2 separate regions of the Homo sapiens genome follow, and region 2 is linked to region 1. Evidence: read pairs that join two places in POLR2A ChIA-PET (ENCODE). Cell type or tissue: PC-9. All regions are shown on one strand. Region 1 overlaps P3R3URF-PIK3R3 (P3R3URF-PIK3R3 readthrough). Region 2 overlaps LRRC41 (leucine rich repeat containing 41).

Evidence for each region. Peaks named below come from ENCODE experiments on the same cell type or tissue, not always from the same donor. Only the 100,000 strongest peaks of a DNase experiment are listed, where the experiment ranks them.
Region 2: POLR2A ChIA-PET joins it to region 1 with 6 read pairs; 2 of 35 experiments call an interaction of 5 or more read pairs at or near these places.

Annotation. Positions count from the first base shown.
Region 1 is chr1:46,105,540-46,108,039 of GRCh38, forward strand. The region is part of intron 1 of P3R3URF-PIK3R3 (P3R3URF-PIK3R3 readthrough); the gene reads right to left. The region is part of intron 1 of PIK3R3 (phosphoinositide-3-kinase regulatory subunit 3); the gene reads right to left. Among named protein-coding and RNA genes, the nearest start is that of PIK3R3, 26 kb to the right of the region's middle. In PC-9, no CTCF peak of the experiment used is centred here; no DNase peak of the experiment used is centred here.
Region 2 is chr1:46,287,185-46,289,684 of GRCh38, forward strand. The region is part of intron 3 of LRRC41 (leucine rich repeat containing 41); the gene reads right to left. Among named protein-coding and RNA genes, the nearest start is that of LRRC41, 15 kb to the right of the region's middle. In PC-9, no CTCF peak of the experiment used is centred here; a DNase peak (open chromatin) is centred at 1,547; H3K27ac peaks cover 2,172 bases.

The sequences.
Region 1 (2,500 bases):
AAACAGTGGCTCATGCCTATAATCCTAGCACTTTGGAAGGCTGAGGCAGGTGGATCACCTGAGGTCAGAAGTTCGAGACCAGTCTAGCCTGGCCAACACAGCGAAACCCCATCTCTACTAAAGATAGAAAAATCAGTAGGGTGTGGTCACGGGTACCTACAATCCCAGCTACTCAGAAGGCTGAGGCATGAGAATCGCTTGAACCCCGGGGCTGGGGTGGAAGGGGGAGGTGGGGGCAGAGGTTGCAGTGAGCCAAGATTGCGCCACTTCACTCCAGCCTAGCCAAAAGAGCAAAACTCCGCCTCAAAAAAATAAATTAATTAATTAAATAAAAAACAGCTCATAATTGAAGCCAAGTAAAAGCACTGTGTACCCATTAAGATATGGCATAAATGAAGAAATAAAGTATATTTGAAACCTTCAAAAAAATTACAATGATGACTGCTTCTTGTGGAAATTAACTTACACATGGCAATTATAGGCATCTCAAATATAAAAACTGATGAATAATAAATCCACATACAGCATTCCCTATTTTAACCTTGAGTACAGGGCAATCATTTGTTTATTTATTTATTTATTGAGACACAGTCTTGCTCTGTTGCCCAGGATGGAGTACAATGGACGACTATGGCTTACTGCAGCCTTGACCTTCCAGGCTCAAATGATCCTCCCACCTCAGCCTCCCTAGCAGCTGGAACTACAGGTGCATGCCACCACACCCAGCTAATTTTGTGTGTGTGTGTGTAGAGACAAGTTTTCGGTATGTTGCCCAGGCTGGTCTCAAAATCCTGGGCTCAAGTGGATAGACCCACCTTGGCCTCCCAAAGTTCTGGGATTACAGGCATAAGCTATCATACCAAGCCTCAACCATTAAATCCTTTCTGATATATTCTTGATGATTATCTCCCTGCCCCCTCAAAAATCTCAATCTTTGGTTTCAATGGTTTTTAGTAGTTATTTCAAATTGCTTTTCTTCCACTAACCATAGTAAAAAATAATAATCAAATATAAACGACTTAGCAGAAAAATAACTTTAGATAATGGATGGATAGATACATTATATTTACACTTTAAATATATTCTAGAAGGCCTATCAAGGAGTTCATGACTCAACTTGGAAAGTTAGTTGGAACTCATATTTCTTCCATTCCTTCCAAAGCAATCTTAAATGATACCCCAGGGATCAGCAAATAATGTTGAGTCCTTTATGATATCCACAGATTGATTGCCTTAGTCTTTTTTTTCTTTTTTTGACAGAGTTTCACTCTTGTTGCCCAGGATGGAGTGCAATGGCGTGATCTCGGCTCACTGCAACCTCTGCCGCCTGGGTTCAAGCAATTCTCCTGCCTCAGCCTCCCAAGTAGCTGGGATTACAAGCACGTGCAACCACGCCTGGCTAATTTTGTATTTTCAGTACAAACGGGGTCAGGCTGGTCTCAAACTCCTGACCTCAGATGATCCACCCGCCTCAGCCTCCCAAAGTGCTGGGATTACAGGCGTGAGCCACCGTGCCCGGCTGCCTTAGTCTTTTAAAAACAATAAGCAGCTCATGCCTGTAATCTCAACACTTTGGGAGGCCAAGGCGAGTGGATCACTTGAGGTCAGGAATTCCAGACCGGCCTGGCCAACATGGTGAAAGCCTACTAAAAATACAAAAATTAGCCAGGCATGGTGGCAGGTGCCTGTAATCCCAGCTACTCCGGAGGCTGAGGCATGAGAATTGCTTGAACCTGGGAGGTTGCAGTAAGCCTAGATTGCACCACTGAGATCATGCCACTGCACTCCAGCCTGGGTGACAGAGTGAGACTCTGTCTCAAAAAAATAAAATAAAAAAGCAAGACTTTTTATCTAAGCAAAGGCTCCAGATACATGAGATACTAGACTATTACAGAGTACTATTATTTTTTTAATATGGAAAGGAATAAATCAAAGAGACCAGGAAGCGGAGGTTACAGTGAGCCAAGATCACGCCACTGCACTCCAGCCTGGGTGACAGAGCGAGACTCCATCTCAAAACAAAACAAAACAAAACAAAAACAGAAACACAGCTTTCTATATGACTGTATCATCATTTACTTAAAAAGACCATCCTACCTATCCTTCACAGTCCAAGTTCAAATATGATTATCTCCAAAGTCTTTCTTCGACTCTAGCCTACATCTTTCTTTTGAACTTCTCTAGCACTTGGTATCACTCTTTGCAACTTGCAAAGTTAGTTGGAATCCACTATTTAGATAATTCATACTTAGTTATCTATTGCTTATATTGTTACTCTCCTTTGAGTGTGCTTTTTTAACTAAAAATTAAAATTAGAGCAATATGTGAGAAAAATATTAATACTACATAGATAAAACAATGCCTGACACAGTAACTATTCCATAAATTATAATAGTTCTCTTTGCCATTTACCAAATCTGTGACCCTGAACAATTCACCCTTACTAAAGCTCATTTTCTTCACCTATAAAGAAGAACTAATAATCTCTGTCAAATAATTG
Region 2 (2,500 bases), 180 kb after region 1:
TGCAAGCTCTGCCGCCCGGGTTCACACCATTCACCTGCCTCAGCCTCCCGAGTAGCTGGGACTACAGGCACCCGCCACCACGCCAGGCTAATTTTTTGTATTTTTAGTAGAGATGGGGTTTCACCCTGTTAGCCAGGATGGTCTCGATCTCCTGACCTCATGATCCGCCCGCCTCGGCCTCCCAAAGTGCTGGGATTACAGGCGTGAGCCACCACGCCTGGCCTCCAACTTCTGATTCTTACCACCACCAGCCCCTTATCACCTCACACCTGACCACTAGCTTCCTGATTGCTTTCCCTGTCCCCAAAGTAGTGTTGTAAAACACTAATTACATCATACTGCTTTAAAACCCTAATGTCTCCCTACTGCCCTTCCACCCTCTGCCTGAGAAGCTTTATTTCCCACATCTTGCTTATGAGAATGCTTTGCTCTAGCCAAGCTGGTCACCCCACGGACTTGAACCTGCCTATGTCCTTTCCTACATCTACCAGAAATGTCTCCATTGCTGAATTAGACTTCCTGAAAGAACTTAGAAACATGTCATTTGAGATTCTTGTTGGGACTCCTCTGACACTCTGACTACTCAAGACTAAGAGGCTGGTATGTTGTCTCATGGTGTTGAGTCCCTTTGCCTGTGTACATGTCTTATCCCAGCCAGATTAGAAATTCTTAGAAAGCAGAAACCAAATCTTGATTTGTTTCTTCCAAGGCAACAGTTATTTATTTTGACGGATAGGAAATCTCATCAGACTATTCTGCACTTGATCTTAGCCAAAAGGCCGAGAAGCGATTCATCAGACTATTCTGATGTGTTTAATACAACTCTGAATGCAAGTGATTCTCAGCCTTTGGTGCACATCAGAATTCCCTGTGGAGCTTTTCTTCCCCAAAATTCATATACCAGACACCCAGACTTGGTGATTCTATGTTACATCTGAGGTAAGGTCAAGACATCTTTATTGTTTGAACCATCCCAGATGTTTCTGATGTATATCAGAGGTTAGGAATTACTGCTGATCCAGAAGGGCACACCAAGACAAAGACAGGTACCAGACCCCAAAGTTTCTAATTTAAGATGATCCCTAAGTCATCTCAGGGGCAGTAGAAAGTCAGGTCCCAGCTCTTTCACTATACTCTGGACTTCTCTGAACCTCTTCCCTCATCTGCAAAATGTAGATAACCTGCTTCACAGGATTGTTGTGAAGATCAAAATGAAGTAGTACAAATTAAAGCACTTTGTAAACTGTAAGATATAAAAAATGTTACTGCTGCCACTGCTATTAGCCTAGCTGGGATATGAAATGGAGGCAGAGCCTGTTAAGCATGGTGCTCATTCAGACTAAAGCCAAGGCTGTGGGGGCCTGAGGTTCCCCAAGACTAAAACATTTCTTTGATCCTTACCCTGCCTCCATGCATTCCTCCATACTGGAGTGACTCTCAGTTCCTATTTGAGGTTCTTAGAAGGAACTAGGCCTCTGCTGTCCTCAAGCAAAAGTGTCATTCCTGTTGCCTTAGCTATTTCCCCAGACTCCACTTACTGTGGTAATAGTTAGGAATGACTTCCTGCTTGAAATAACTGCATAGCAGCAACACAGAAAGGCCTTGCTCATCAGCAGCAGGACATTAAGAGCAGGAAAAACAATACCTGGCAACCAAATCTCTGCTCAACTTTGAGTGAAGGCAAAGAAGGTATCCTTCGGTCCTACCTCACACTAGCACTTTTCCTACAGATTTGCTGGCCCACACCCAGTCTTGAAAAACACTTGCAGGTAACCTTAGCAAGGCTTCAGCTTTATAAGTGAGTGAGTCAGATGGTTATTACAATATCTGTGCCTAAAATATGGACAAAGATGGTGAGTCAAGATATTGTGGCTGTTTCTGGCTATAAGAGGCACAGGGGAAATATAGGTTAGATAGGTAAATACTGGACTTTTTCAGACATGTTAATGGTTGATGAAGACAATGGGAGACAGAATATTTGGAACACCCCAGACACAACTGCAGTGAGCAGCATGACACAGTGATCAGGAACATGCACTCCAGAAGCAGACTGCTTCAACCTGAATCTGGGTCTGCCATTCACTAACTGTAATTTAGGCAAGTCATTTCACCTCTTTCTGCCTTAGTTTCATCATCTATAAAGTGGAAGATCACTATACTGACATCACAGCATTTTTGTGACAGTTAAATGAGTAAAGTTATGACAGCTCTCAGTGGCTTCTTTCTCACAAATTAACGTACGAGCAGACAAGAGATCATGAAGTTTTATTCCATCACCACTCTTAAGAATCTATGGGCCGGGCGCGGTGGCTCACACCTGTAATCCCAGCACTTTGGGAGGCCGAGGCGGGGGGGATCACAAGGTCAGGAGATCGAGGCCATCCTGGCTAACACGGTGAAACCCTGTCTCTACTAAAATACAAAAAATTCGCCGGGCGAGGTGGCGGGTGCCTGTAGTCCTGGCTACTCAGGAGGCTGAGGCAGGAGAATGGCGTGAACC